2 separate regions of the Homo sapiens genome follow, and region 2 is linked to region 1. The links are chromatin loops, found by intact Hi-C in ENCODE. Cell type or tissue: PC-3. All regions are shown on one strand.

Region 1 (8,000 bases):
CAATTGCCATTATAAGGATTTGTGCCTACCCTATATGGCAACCTATTTTCCCTGGAAAGAAACACAGGAACGTGTCCTTTGTTGAAGTCCTTTCTAGAAGACAGAGAATTATGATTGGAAAATAAGGTAAATGCCCTGTTATTGTGTGGCTTGAATTTTAGGCAGGTTTTAGTTGGCTAACTAGATCAAATGTTTTATGTTAATAGATGGTTTTAGTTGGCTAACTAGATCAAATGTTTTATGTTAATAGATGGTTTTAGTTGGCTAACTAGATCAAATGTTTTATGTTAATAGATAATACTGTCAAAATACTGATTCTTCCACTTTTTATAATAGTTCCAGTCCTCAACTCTCATGATAGAAAGAAAAATAGAAAAGAAAGGAGGGAGGGAAAAAATAAAGTCTTCCAGAAAGTCTATCTTACAAGGTAAGTCCAATTTTCAATAATTATGTTGGAAGAACGCTTAACAGCTTAATTTTGGATCTCTTGATATAGCTTCATATAATCTTCATACAAATCTAATCAGAGATGTGAAGCTCTGATTGTTGAAATTATTAAAATACATAATTATTTGCTGAAATTAAATATAGGGAATTCCTTAAGGAGCCTTTCCACCATTTTTCTCTTCCTTTGAGATAATTATCTGTGCAATACTAGATATTAAATGGTTACATACTCACTGCACTTCTGCCCTGAATCTAGGTTGGAAGAACGTTTACTTGCCTTGCATAGGAAATTTCTCAATGTCTATATTTACTGCAGGTTGGCTTGGACTACAATTAGGGAACAACTGTTCCCACCAAAGTAGGATGTGTGGTTCATAACTGTGAAGAACCCATGCTGAAGGCTGATAGAAAGCAGCAACTCAGACATCAGGGGGAGCACTGATCAGGAGTGAGAGCAAGAGAAATTTCCCCAAATGAACAAGGAACTGCAGCAGACTTTTCACAGAACACCCTGGTAATAGAAAACTTCCATAGAAATTTCTGGTGAAAATTATACTTACGATGTATTTAAGAGTTTGCAGATGAAATGATTACAAGCTTCCTTCTAGCAGGATAAGTTTCAGAACTTCCTTGAAATCTTACATGCCTCCCTTCCATGGGCTCAGCCATGGTCAAACTATAAAAGATTCCCATCCCCTGTACTTCCTTGCATTTAGGAATATTTTCAGGTTTTTTCTCTTAAATCCATTCACTCTGTCTTACCAGAATTTTTGGCTGACCCTTCAATTTTGGTCAATGTCTTGCTTTTCCCCTGTTTATCTGGACTTGATATTTTAGACCTTCTCTCATAGGCAACTCTTCTGCAGTTTTCAGCTATCAGGCTTTTTTTTCTTCAAGCCCTATACTTGTATATTAGTCATAACCATTCCAACCACAAGAGCTCAGCTCTAGTATCCCCATTTATCTGGGAGGGAGGTCAAAAGTAAGAATCCTCAAACATAAGTGAACGAACTTAGAATAGAATACAAAAGGCATATGGCAAAGAAGAAAGCCGGCAGAAGCTAGAGGAACAGGATCCATAGTAGACCAGTGACTCTGCCCCATGCCGTGCTGGCAAAGGGTTCTCCTAGATACTTGGTAAGAGTGTGAGTATTCAAAAAAGTAAAGTTGGGAGTTGGAGAAGGGGAGTAATGAAGAAGACATAGGCCTTGCAATTCAACCTTAATAACACAGACAAATTGAGGCAAAAACATCAGGACCTGGCAACTGTTTTCTCATTTGATTCTTGCCTGGTAACAAAGAGAGAACTGAGCTATGGGTTAGAGGGATAAAGCCAAGACATATGAACGTCTAGTTTCTGCCCTACTCTGGTATGGGGATTGTGGACAGAGAATACTACATAATGCTGTGAAGGTAGCTGGATAAGCTCCTCTGACGTTGTGGGGTTTTCCTGCTAAAATTGAACCAAGCATATAAATTAAAGTGAGATGAGTTTTTTTCTATTAGAAATTTCAAAGTTACCCTGTCTCTCTTTAGTCATGTCTAAATATTAGTTGTAGGACGTGTATGCAGTAGATAAGAAGTCAATATGCAGCCAGCAGTCTATCTTCCCAGCTTTCTGAAAGACATTCCAGGACAGTTACAGAAGTGGAGAGATGGAGGCATTAGGTCTACTATTGAATTTAGGGTTATGGTTGGATGAATTTGTGTATAAGATCTTAAACTCTTTGATGTTCTATTTAAAAATCGAGTTCTAAGGGGAGCAATTTGAACAAATTAATACAATGCAAAGGTAGCCATCAGTCAAAGTGTGATGAATTCAGGAAAAGTCTTAAGACTCAAACTCTTTAGTTGAGGCCTTTGTGCCTGATAGAGATCTTTACCTTTGTCAAAGACTAAGTTACAACAAATTTAGTTATAAATCTAACTTGTTTTTATTCACAATTCATTAATCAGGTCAGCCTCCATTCTATAAAATAGAATATGAGTTCCCACTAGGCAATGGCATACAGTGGGTTTTGTAAGGTGGGAACAAGGAAACAAAATAGTAGGGAAAAAAATGGCTGATTATTAATATCAGGCTGCTTCAGTTCACTTTTTTTTTCTAAGAGTTAAAGCAGAAGGGACTTCCTTATTCAACTGACTCCAGTAGACTGGAATCTCCTGTTTTCAGGATAAAATGGTCTGTTTTGGGTTCTGTCTGCTCCCTTAAAGTTTCAGTTTCACTATGTGGCGTTTAGCAAAGTGACTCCATTTTGGCTTGTTCTCACCTGTTGGGACTTAGTAAAAGTTCAGTCTAAAAAATGACCTTCTATAATTTTTTAATACCTATTTCTCATAAACAAGGTCCAGGCTCCTGGAAGAGTAGGAATCACCAGATCAAGGGTGATGGGGGTAAACCTAGACTATCTTAGGCTTATTGTTAATAATTGCAAATTAGAAGCATCTTTTGAACAGAGACTGAAAGTGGTGAAGAAAATAAGATTGACAAAATTAAAATATAAAAGAGATCAAAGAGGAACTGCCTGCAACAAAATGGAATCATAGAAAATGGAATCATAAATTATAAAAAGAGAAAAGACATGGGGCTCAGAAGGAAGAAGCTAGGTTTGAAGAACAAATCTTTGCCCACAGTGCACTGGTTCTCAAACTTGGCTGCACATTAAAGACACCTTAGAAGTTTTTTTAAAAACACTGAGTCCCACCCTTAGAGATTCTGAATTAGTGGTCTGAGAAGTTGCTGGGGAAAGGGGGTAAAACTAGTCTTTCTCTTTTTCAAGTAACCTGTGTGGTCATTTCTAACTGAAGTGGCTAATTGAGATAGGCAAAAACCTCAACGCTCATGCCCCTACCAGGCTGCTTGTAACAAGGGTCAAAAAGAATGTGTGTACAATTACAGCATGTGTCTTTGTGCCTTTTTTAGGCTGTGTGCTTTACTTATGCTTCCTTTTTATCTAATTACTTTAATGCTCCCTAAAGTTCTGAACAGACTTTGGCAGGACGATTGGTGAAGGAAAATTTAATTATATAAGAAAGCAAAAGTCAGTTTATAATATCAAACCTAATTTATGGGACTGTAATTGCTGACCTCTAGGGGGAGCTCAAGGCTCCTTCTCCCCATCTCCTTTCTTTCCAGTCCCTATGGAGAAGTATTATTTAGGTTTAAGTTTAGGATTGTATTGGCTATTTGGTATTAAATGTTACCACATTGCCAAGTTAACAATCGTTATAATGTGGGTGTGGCCTCTTTTGGGTTCCCTTATTCTTAGCAAACAGAGTGGAAAAGAGGGTATGATCTGCATGTGGGTTTTTGTTTGTGAAACAAAAATAGACAGTTTACACTGTTGACTAGTTAGACACATACTAGCACAGCAAAAGGGAGTTCTTCACAAGATCCACTGAAACTTTTTAGAGTTCTGCATTAGGCTTAGGAGCTAACCTTATAACTAAGAAATAACCATCTCTTTGCTTTGCTTTGTCTTACTTCATCGTCACAATCTGTCTGTTTTTATCTGTGCCCCCACCTCCAAGACCTCAGAGAATCTCTAAATGAGGGGAGGATTGGTGTAGGTCAGGATTCAGTTAGTGTCCTAACAAGATACCATTGTAATAACATCATCATTTTTATTTGGGTGTTATTCAAAGAAAGAGAGAAAGGTGGAAGTGGAAAAGAGAGGGTAGTTCTTACAATTCCTTGAAAATTTCTTGAAAAGATAAAGGAAGTTAAGCCAAACGCACCAAGGCTGAACTTCTTGGTTTAAATAGTAGGAAGACAGCAATGCCTGATTTTGCCCCAATTGTCCATAAACATATCAATGAAGACTGGAGGGAGTTCACAAACAAAAACATGGTAAAATAGAATATTAATAACATAGTCACCAGATTCTGAGCATAATTAACATTAAATATTATCTTACTCTGCTTGGGCTGCTAAAGCAAAATACCATGGCCTGGGTGATTTAAACAACAGAAATTTATTCTCACAGTTCTGGGGGCTATGAAGTTTCAGATCAAGATGTCAGCTGATTTGGTTCCAGGGCCCTCTTCCTGGCCTGCAGATGGCCACCTTCTCGCTGTGATCTCACATGGCAGAGAGACAGCTCTGGTGTCTCTTATAAGAGCACTGATTTCTCATGAAGGCCTCACCTTCATGACTTCACCTAAGCCTAATTACCCCTAAAAGTCCCATCTCAAAATACCCAAAGAGCCATCACATTGGGGGCTAGGGCTTCAACACATGAATTTGGGGGAAGGGGACACAATTCGGTCCATAACAATGGTAGAAGAGAGACAGTCAAACTGAGAAACTTTCACAGCCTGATGTAGATTCTGGCCTTAGGGGCAAGAGTTAAACTTGGATAGAATGAAGACAGCATGAGGCTTCTACCCATCTCTTACTGCATTATCCTACTACTCTATCTTAGAAACATGACTTGCAACAACCAAAAACCAGAAACCTCCCCTATCTATTGGGGAAGACCCTTGAAGTGGCCAGGCCATGCCTCCTGCTCTATCTTTAACCTCTTACTTAACCTCTAAAGGGCACTGAAATGTTTGAACATATTCCTTACTCTTGAATTCATAGCTCTTCAAACACAAGTTCCATTGTGGTTTAAATATAAATGGATTCTAAAGATGAAATTGGGTCAAATTGAAGATTTGGGTGGATAAGCAAAGGGACTAAAGTCATCTTCTTGAATGCCTATTCCTTCTTCATCACTTCTCCACTGTTGAACTCATTGCCCATGTGGCTTATGAGATTAGATGAGCCCAGATCTCCCTCTCACGTGGGAGAAGGCACTATCCAATGCTTCTACTTCAGAAATCCAAGAAAGAAACTCTTTCGTATCTCCAAGGCTTAATGCAGTCTAACTGCTTTAAACAACACCTATGCACTGATGACTCCATATTGTATGATGCGGATTCTGATGTTAATCTAGTCCCTCTTTATTAACTCCCATTCACAGCATCATTGTGGCTTTAGCTATTTAGTGTCTACACTGAGAGAGGTATATTTAGATAACACTTTATTAATAGGCTTAGGCAGAAATAGGAATGGACATTTCAATGACTTATGACACTAACTACCCAGAGTTGGGCCAAACTTCACAGTTAAGGGTACAGTCCTTTACAAGGCTGCCCTCACTTCAGGCGCCAGCTGCAAGTGCAGAGGTCCCCAGCCCACCCTCACTTCTGACCAACGGGTTACAAATTTTAGGGTTTCCACTATCCTGTCAGGTTAGATAACTTATTAGCACAATTTGCAGAACTCACAAAAGCACTATATTTATTTTTAAAGTTTTATTAAAGCAAAAAGATACAAATTAGAACCGGCCAAAGGGAGACATGCAGAGGGCAAGATCTGGGAGGGTTCCAAACATGAGGCTTCTATTATCCTTTCCCCATGGAATTAGGGTAGATTATCCTCCTGGCACATCATGTAGGACAGTACACAGAGAACTGCCAACTAGAGAGGCTCACCCAAGCTTTGACGTCCAGAGTTTTATTGGGATTTAATTACATAGGATCTTTGATGGAATCAACACCTATGTGGTTGAACTCAATTTCTGGCACCACCCTCCAGATGTCAGACTGATATCACAATGGCTCAAAGCCTCAACTTTCTAATCTCATGGTTGATCTTTCAGCCATGGCCAGCATCCCCATCCTGAGTCATTCGTTAGCAGGAGTCAAAGTAAGTCAGCTTGGTAAACTATCAGGGCCCACCATTAATAAAGTCACTCTTATATCACTTGGGAAATTCCAAGAGGTTAGCAGTTATCTCCCGGGAACCAGGGACAAAGACCAACCAAATTCCATTTGGCTTCCAGCAGACTTCTAGCAGGCTTCCATTGAATCAGTAATAAAAAAGCAGGATTGGGGAGGGGCTAAGATAGCTGATTAGAAGCAGCTGCAGTCAGAGGCTCCCACCAAGAACAAAAATGGTAAGTGAAGTCTGCACCTTCAACGGAGGTATGCAGGTTCTCTCATTGGGACTAACTAGGTGGTTAGCACGACCTACAAAGAGCAAGGAAAAGCAGGGTGGAAAAATGGCCCACCCGAGAGCAGATTAGCACAGGGCAAGGGGAGCTCTCATCCCCAGCCAAAGGAGACAGTGAGTGATTGTGCTACCCCAACCAGGAAATCATGCATTTTCCATGGATCTATGCAACCTGCGGATCAGGAGATCCCCTTGTGAGCCCATGCCACCAGGGCCTTGGGTCCCAAGCACAGAGTTGTGCAGATACTCAGCAGCTGTTTGGGTTGTGGCCTGCAGCAGCAGTTTGGAAACTGCCTAAGATGACTGAGTTCCCGGGGTGAGAGGAGCTGCTGTCACCGTGGCTCCAGTCTGTCCTACCAGGGCCAGGGAGTCTGGATGGTTTGGAATGGAAGGAATTCCCCACAGGGCAGCACAGCAGCTGTGGCAGATTGTGGTCAGATTGACTCTTTAGGTGGGACCCAGATCCGTCCCTCCTCACTGGGAAGGGTTTCCCTGCAGGAATTTCAGCAACTCCAGCCAGGGGGTTATGGACAGAGGACAGAACTCTGACCTCCCTGAGATGGAGCCCCTGATGGAAGGAGCAGCCATGGTCTCTGTGGTTCATTCAGCAGTCTTAGTGTTTCCTGCCTGCTGGCTCTGAAGAGTCCAGGAAATTCTCAGCACAGCACACCCACTCCAACAAGGGGCAGCCAGACTGCTTCATTAAGCAGGTCCCCGATCCTATGCTTCCTAACTGGGTGAGACCCCCAGCCAACAGGGGTCACTAGACACCTTATACAGGAGCATTCCCACTGGCATCAGGCTGGTGCTCCTCTGGGATGGAGCTCCCAGAGGAAGAAGCAGGCTACCATCTTTACTGTTCTGCAGCCTCCACTGGTGACACCTCCAGGTGCAGGAGGGACCCAGGTGAATAGGGTCTGGAGTGGACCCCCAGCAAATTGCAGCAGCCCTATTGAAGAAGGGCTTGACTGTTAAAAACAAACAGAAAGCAACAACAACAACATCAACAAAAAAGACCCCAAAAAAACCCCATCCAAAGGTCACCAGCCTCAAAGATCAAAGGTAGATAAGCTCACAAAGATGAGAGTTAATACAAAAATGCTGAAAGCTCAAAAAGCCAGAGTGCCTCTTCTCCTCCAAATGATCACAACGCCTCTCCAGCAAGGGCACAGAACTGGGATGAGGCTGAGATGCATAAACTGACAGAAGTAGGCTTCAGAAGATGGGTAATGATGAACTTCACTGAGCTAAAGGAGCATGTTCTCATCCAATGCAAAGAAGCTAAGATTCATGATAAAACAATATGGGAGATGATAACCAGAATAACCAATTTAGAGAAAACATAAATAACCTGACAGAGCTGAAAAACACAATACAAGAACTTCATAAGACAACCACAAGTATCAATAGCCAAATAGACCAAGCGGAGAAAAGAATCTCAGAGCTTGAAGACTATCTTGCTGAAATAAGACAGGCAGATAAGATTAGAGAAAAAAGAATGAAAAGGAATGAACAAAACTTCTAAGAACTAGGGGATTATGTAAAAAGACCA
Region 2 (8,000 bases), 150 kb after region 1:
TCCTATCTTATATGGGCAATGGTTTGTCAGACATTAGATCATCCTTATTTTTGCCTTGTTATGTGGCCAGTGTAAAGTTTGTGCCAGCTAGAGCTCTCTGTCAGTTTCGTATTTTCCATTTGCACTTGTGTTGTTAATATGTCTTCAAAATTCATGGCTTCTTTACAATGATATTTTTAACCATTGGCCTCAAATCCTAAGCTTCTTTTTTTATGCTCAGAAACTTTCTATTGGGAGCAGGTTGTGGGCAAATAAATGTCTATTCTTTTACCCTAGGTCAAAGATGCATTCCTAAGTTATTCTTCCCACACCTCAGCCAAAGGTACAACACATCTGCAATCCTGAGAGGCAGAAATAATAATACCTGTACTTACCATAGGCTGATTTGCCATAGGACCTTGGAGAAGCCACTTCACCTACTATTAATTGGCCTTCTGTGCCTTGCAAGAGGATTTTTCAAATCTCAGCCTTCACAAACCACAGTAGAGCTTCTGGGACTCCATACTGTTGCTGTCACAGCCCAGCTTGTGTATACATCCTGCCACAACCAAAACCCAACCAGAGGTAATAATTTCAGATTTTGAAGTTCCCTTTATTTCCACACCTGACCTAATTTTGTAATATGCCCTGGGCCATGCTCTGCACTGACATGTATCCCACCTTCATCAGTCAGATGGAACGTATTAAGCCAACTGGAAAAGGGGTACAAATCTCACCTTTCCCCAGAGCACTATTTCTCATCAATCCTGCTTCAAGGTCATCACCATGTTCAGCAAATGAAGCTCCTTGATGACCCCATCATATAGCTTAGGCACATGGCAGAGAAGGGTGAGTTTGGGCCAGAAATCTGTAAGGACAGAAAAGTAGCCAGTGGCTTTCAAACAATCCCCTGGAGGGCTTGTAGGCTCCTGAGCCTCATACCCAGAGTTTCTGATTCAGGGAGTCTGAGGTGAGGCCTGAGAATTTGCATTTTTTTTTTTTCTTTTTGAGACAGGGTCTCACTCTGCATCCAGGCTGGAGTGCAGTGGCACAATCACGGCTCACCACAGCCTCAACCTCCCAGGCTCAAGTGATCCTCCAACCTCAGCTGCCTGAGTAGCTGGGACCACAGGTGCTCACCACGATACCCAGCTAATTTTTTATTTTTTGTAGAGATGGTATCTCCCTATGTTGCCCAGGCTAATCTCAAACTCCTGTGCTCAAGTGACCCTCCAGCCTCAGCCTCCCAAAGTGCCAGGATTACAGGCATGAGCCACCACACCTGGCCCAAGAATTTGCATTGCTAACAAGTTTTCAGGTGATAACTGAGGCTGCTGGTCCATGGACCACACTTTGAGTAACACTCCAGACTAGGCCAAAGGATACCTGAGTGCTTGTCTGGCATCATCTGGCCATTTTTTCACCCTAGAAATGCCATCTGTTATCTAGCAGCCTGATGCTACTGCTAGCCAGCAGAGACCATCAAGGCCCAAACACATAGATGCATTTTTATGCTCCAGGAGCTTTGCAACATAAAGGAGTTCGCCAATGTAAGTGTCTGGGTCTTTTCTAGAAGCTCCCTAATTTGTAGGATAATTTACCTCCCCATGCTTTATGTAAGTGCAGGGAACAGAGGACAATCAATTCCACACTGACATTTTCTGACAGATCTACATACGTAACAATTGAGATTTGAAATGGTATCATCAAACAAAACCCTGAGTAGTCTTTCAACTGAGTAGTCTTTCAAGCGTTTTCAGCTGGGCGCGGTGGCTCACGCCTGTAATCCCAGCACTTTGGGAGGCCAAGGCAGGTGGATCACGAGGTCAGGAGTTCAAGACAAGCCTGGCCAAGATGGTGAAACCCCATCTCTACTAAAAATACAAAAATTAGCTGGGTGTGGTGGCGGGTGCCTGTAATCCCAGCTACTTGGGAGGCTGAGGCAAGAGAATCACTTGAACCCGGGAGGCAGAGGTTGCAATGAGCTGAGATCACACCACTGCACTCCAGCCTGGGCGACAGAGCAAGACTGTGTCTCAAAAAAAAAAAAAAGAGAGTTTTCATTTTTTCATTTTGTGTTTGTTTGTTTAGTGCCTGAAGGGGGAAATATAAAAGAGTAAGAAATGATACCGGCACAAAGAGACCTGAAAATCTATTGGAGGAAATAAGATATATAAGGATAGGCTCATTGCAGAGCGTGGAATGCAGTCCAGGAACATAGAGCACTAGACATGGAAGCAAGAGACCGTGACCCCATGTCTATTGACGCTCCATTGCTGACTTATTGTGTGATAATGGGGCAAGTCCCTTTGCCTTGCATGCAGTGACAAACTCTTGGAATCTGTATAACTATGCAGACCACAGATATGATATCTCCTGGGACCATGATTCTCTAGGGACAACTCTGTCCCTGAGAGCTAAGCCCCAGGGATGATGGCTAATCCTGGGACACATAAAACTAAGTTATCAGGACCCCCATGGAATTACCCACAGGGAGTAACTCAGAGCAGCAGCCTACTGCAGAGAGGGAAGTAGCACCTACAGCCAGCTGTGCTAAGGCAAATAACTATTTTTTTAGAACTTACCATGTACCAGGTACTATTCTTAGTTAAATGTATCATTTTGTTAATCCACACAACATCCCTATAAGGAACTGTAATTATTCATCTGCCTGGGATGCTTTTCCCAGTCACCCACATGGCTCATGCCCTCACCTACTTCAAGTCTTTGCTCAAATGTCACCTCTACAATAAGGCCATCCCTGACTGCCATTTTTTTTTTTTTTTTAAGACGGAGACTTGCTCTGTCGCCAGGCTGGAGTGCAGTGGCACGATCTCAGCTCACTTCAACCTCTACCTCCCAGGTTCAAGCAATTCTTCTGCCTCAGCCTCCCAAGTAGCTAGGATTACAGGCATGCACCACCATGCCCTGATAATTTTTGTATTTTTAGTAGAAATGGGGTTTCACCATGTTGGCCAAGCTGGTCTCAAACTCCTGACCTCAAGTGGTCCACCTGCCTGGGCCTTCCTAAGTGCTGGGATTACAAGTGTGAGCCACCCTGCCCAGCCCTGACTGCCCTCTTTTAAACTATAACATCTTCCTTCTTTCCCCAAAACCCCTATCCATTTTACTCTGCTCTATTTTCTTGCCTCACATTTATCACATTCTAACATGCTATATATAATTTACTTATGTTCATTGTCTATCTTCCCCTATTAAATGTAAGTTTCCTGTGGGCAGAGATTTCTGTCTGTTTTGCTCACTGATGCATCCCAAGTACCTAAACAGCCAACGGCAAGTCCCAAGGTAAAGGGCTAGACTGCAAATATGTTCGACTTTGTGGGCCATATGGTTTCCATTGCAACTACTCAACTCTGCCTTCATAAGACAAAAGCAGCCACACTAACACACAAAATGGGTGTAGCTGGGGTCCAGTAAAATTTTATTTACAGGCACTGCAACTCAAATGTAATATAATCTTCACACATCACAATATATTTGGCTTTTGTTTTTCAACCACTTAAAAGTATAAAAACTATTCTTAGTTCACAGGCCACATAAACAGGCAGCAGGCTGGAATTGGCCCACAGGTCACAGTTTACCAATCCCTGAGCCAGAATCTATTAAGGGCTCACATGGAAACCACTGTGCCAAGATATTTGAGGGCACTTGAAAGTGGGATGTTACTTTAAGTATATGAAACATTTCTTATACAATCAAGTATACACACATTATTAATGTGTTTGCCAGGTACCTTTCCATAGTACCAAGGTAAATTTAGGTTTATTCACTGTCTGAATCATGTACAACTCATTTAAATTAAATAAGATTGGCACAATGAAGTTGTCAAGTTTTCAAAGATTACATAAAAAGAGTAGATGGTAAACAATTCTGGCCCTAAACATCTCATGCATCTCACATTGTACCTCATTGATAAATCCAAATTTCCAGCATGAGCATTGGATTTGATTTTATTATTGTTTAAAAAGCAATTGACAGAACTAGTAACTAAACCAGTTATGATGCTGTAGGCATTTTCAACTGTGACTCATACTGCGAAATATGGAGTTAGCTCATCTCAACAGGACAGAAAAGGCTGCATGGCACGTGGGTGTGTGTTATTGGATCTAGAGTTTGATCTCGACCCACTTCTCACCTGTGGGCCCTGTGCATTTGAGTTATCTGGTAAGGAGGGTGGGCCCAGATCAGTTTTCACACTGGCAAGTTAGTTCAAGGCTATATTCTTGTAGACACACCCTGCTTTCCCAAAACTGAGGTAGACATTGTGCAATACCATACAAACACACTCAAAGGAAGCAGGGCTTTGGCATATAGTAGGCACTCAATAAATATTTGAATCAACAAATAAATATATGGATAGCTCTGAACTACTAGGGGGAAAAAAAGCACTCATTTGAGTAAACAGGTCATCATTAATTATTATTTACTGTACTCTATTCTTGTCTGCCATAGGAAAAACAAGAGCTATATGCCCCAGTGCTTGACCACTTATTTATTTACTTATTTCACAAAAATTATTAAATACCTACTATGTTCCAGGAACTCTACAGGGAATTTGGCCTACATAGCTAACGAAGACATTACAGGGTTGCATTATAACTTCCATGAGTCCTAGGCACTTTTGCCTTCATGGACCCCTTCTTCCATTAAAAAAATTAAAATTTTTATTTTACATTGTCTTAAAGATAAATATAATTCAGGCCGGATTCATTGCTATGTTCTTAATTATTATACTCACTATTTCTTCAGAATTTAAAAGCAATTAATATGAAAACATTGTCGTGGACCCTAAAATTACCCTGGGCCCTGGGCTCTGTGTCTGTTGTGCCCAGTGGGGCGATTGCCCTGCGACAGTCTCTGTCTTCCTGCCTCCTGTCCTGAATGAATCGGTCCAAATGTTACTCAAAGGAGCTGATCAAAGTAGCTGGGACCTGGAGAGAATTCCCAGGTGTGGGAATCCTGAGAGGTAATTACGGAGAGCTTCCGAATGGAGAGCCTGTGGCCGTGGGGTGAAAGTGAAAGTGAACAGTGACAGCGGCCTGTTGGGTGGTACTGGGTTCTGAGCAGGGCGAGGAGGGGAATCTAGTTGGGGGGATGGGGAGACAGTAGCAATGGCAAGGCAGGATATTACAGCAGCAGCAGGATGAGAAGGGTGACTGCCTCACTCGGTGCAGACTGCTGGCACCTGAGTGGAGTAAGGCTGATGGCTGTGCAGGGAGCAAAGGCAGTGGCCACTGGGGAGGCAGGTGGTGCGGGAGGGGAGAAAAGCAGACCAAACAGCCTGGCTGGGGTGTTGGGGCCCAAGAAGGATGAGGAGGATATTAGCACAGTCCGTGTGGAGTGTCAGAACCTGAGGGTAGATCAAGGTAACCAGCTTCTCACAGTCAGAAAAAGAAGTTACAAATCTGGCCAGGCGCGGTGGCTCACACCTATAATCCCAGCACTTTGGGAGGCCAAGGTGGGCAAATCACTTGAGACCACCCTAGGCGATATGACGAAACCCCGTCTCCATAAAAAGTATAAAAATTTGTCGGGTGTGGTCGCACACACCTGTAATCCCAGCTACTCAGGAGGCTGAGGTAGAATAATCACTTGAGCCCAGGAAGTGGAGGTTGCAATGAGCTGAGATCATGCCACTGCACTCCAGCCTGGGTGACAGAGCAAGACTCTGCCTCAAAAAAAAAAAAAAAAAAAAAAAAGTTACAAATCTGGAAAGTGAAAACTAGAATGAATCTGTGCTGCTGTAGATTAAAATCATCACTATCAGCATGAATTCATGCTTTCCTGTAATATACAGATATAAAACTAGATGTAAATGGGTGTGTGTGTGTGTGTGTGTGTGTGTCCTAGCTCTATACATTGAGAGCCTGGGAGCAGAGACATCCCAATAGCAATGAACACAGCTATCATCCATATTTTGATTTCTGCTATGGTTTGACAGTTTTTATCCCCTACAAAATTCATATATTTAAATCCTAATCCCCAGAGTGATGGTATTAGGAGGTGGGGACTTTGGGAGGTGATAAGGTCATCAGGGCAGAGGTCCAGGTATGGGACTCATGCCCTTATAGAAGAGGCTCAGAGAACTGCCTTGCCCCTTACACAGCCAGAAAGTTGGCAATCTGCATCTCACAGGCAAACCCTCATCAGACCCCAACCATGCTGGCACCCTCATCTTGAACTTACCAGCCTCCAGATCTGTGGAAAATACACTTCTGTTGTTTATAAGCTAACCAGTCTATGATATTTGTTATAGCAACCCAAACAGACTAAGACAACTTCTAAATACCATTTTCCATGAAAAAGAGCCAGGCCCCTCAGGAGAAATGGCAGGAAAATTACAAGATGAGTTTGGAATATCTTGTTGTTCCAGAAGGCAAGGACATGTACAAAGAATGATAGGAACAGGCAAGAAAATATACAAAGAATGATAGGAACACTGGCCAAATTGGGAACAATTTGATGAAAACAGATTAGAACCCAATAGATAAAATAAGCTTCCATGGGTCCATACTAATATAAATAATTGATTGATTAATAAGGAAGAAAGTAAGTTTTTTCTTATAGTAGAATGCCAACTAATTAAATGCAGAATGGATAATTAAATTTAAAAAATCACTGCTTGGCAACCATCATAATAGTATGGTTTCAGACAAGAAATATCAATGGATGCTAAAACTAATGGATGAACATTTCATGCAGAATGGAGTTGTTTTTTTTTTCTTTTGAGACAGGGTCTCACTCCTGTCACTCAGGCTGGAGTGCAGTGGCTCGATCACTGCAGCCTCAACTTCCCAGGCCCAGGTGATTCTCCCACCTTAGCCTACCGAGTAGCTGGGACTACAGGCATGCGCCACCATGCCTGGCTAAATTTTGTATTTTTAGTAGAGACGGGGGGTTTCACCATGTTTCCCAGGCTGGTCTCAAACTTCTGGCCTAAAGTGATCCACCCTCCTTGGCCTCACAAAGAGTTGGGATTACACGGATGAGCCACTGCACCTGGCCAGAATGGGATATTTAAATAGTCTCAAAGTACCTTCCGTAAAATATTTACAAATTTTTTTAAAAAATAATAATTTTACAGTGAAGAGGACTGGCAGACACCTCTTAATTAAGTGATCAAAGTGAACATCACCATTAATAAGACAAACTGAAATTGTGCACCACCTGTAGGATGCAATGAGAAGACCATACACAGCATCACTTCTCTGCTATTCCTACCAAAAATGAAAAGCATTACCTAAATCTAATTCTGAGGAAATATGAGACAAACTCAAATGAAGGAGCATTCCACAGAATAACTGTAATCTACTAAAATGTGAAGGTCATGGAATCAAGGAAAGACTGAGGAACTCCCCTACTCTGAGAGGGTCAAAGAGGCACAACAACCAAATGCAGTGCTTGATCCTGAACTTCTGCGATAATCACATTTATTGGGACAGCTGGGGAAACTGGAATGGTGTCTGCAGATTCAATGTTAGTAATGTATTAATGTTATTAATACTTTTATAACTTAGATAGTTGTATTATTTTTATATAGAAGAATGTCCTTGGGTCCAGGAATGATACATTCAAATATTAAAGTGATACGGCATCATGCAATAATTTCCTCTCCAACAGTTCAGAAAAAAAAGTCATTATACTATTCTTGCCAGTTTTCTTTAGGATTGAAATTATTTCAAAATAAGAAGAAAAAATTAAATTGAAAGTCATCAAACTTTTTAAGGTAAAGCCCAAGACTACAGAATTTATAACTGAACTATTGTGTATTCCCTGAAGGACATTTGCTTTTAGTGATTTTTTCTTAAAAATCAAGTATTCTTTTCTGGCATAAAAATATGACTCCCACATGCAAATCTAATCTACAGTGTGAGAAGTGCAGGCAGTGGTTACGCTGGCAGGAGGATGAAGGGGAAGTGGTGGCTGGCAGTAAGCCCTGAGGAGCTCCCGCAGCTCTCCATGCTTCCTGATCTAGGCTCTGAGTGCACGGGTGTAAGTCC

What was found. A loop is a pair of places that touch in the nucleus more often than their neighbours do. Peaks named below come from ENCODE experiments on the same cell type or tissue, not always from the same donor. Only the 100,000 strongest peaks of a DNase experiment are listed, where the experiment ranks them.
Region 2: a loop joins it to region 1, with 6 times the contacts of the local background. A loop is called at or near these places in 29 of 110 quality-filtered maps.

Annotation. Positions count from the first base shown.
Region 1 is chr1:173,251,856-173,259,855 of GRCh38, forward strand. The region is part of intron 2 of LOC100506023 (a long non-coding RNA gene); the gene reads right to left. It also overlaps a transcript of TNFSF4 not described here. Among named protein-coding and RNA genes, the nearest start is that of TNFSF4, 49 kb to the left of the region's middle. In PC-3, CTCF peaks have their summits at 3,533 (motif pointing right), 4,466 (motif pointing right) and 4,670; a DNase peak (open chromatin) is centred at 3,556.
Region 2 is chr1:173,401,885-173,409,884 of GRCh38, forward strand. All of the region lies in intron 2 of LOC100506023 (a long non-coding RNA gene), which reads right to left. It also overlaps a transcript of TNFSF4 not described here. Among named protein-coding and RNA genes, the nearest start is that of PRDX6-AS1, 55 kb to the right of the region's middle. In PC-3, CTCF peaks have their summits at 7,232 and 7,433; DNase peaks (open chromatin) are centred at 4,097 and 7,927; H3K27ac peaks cover 1,871 bases.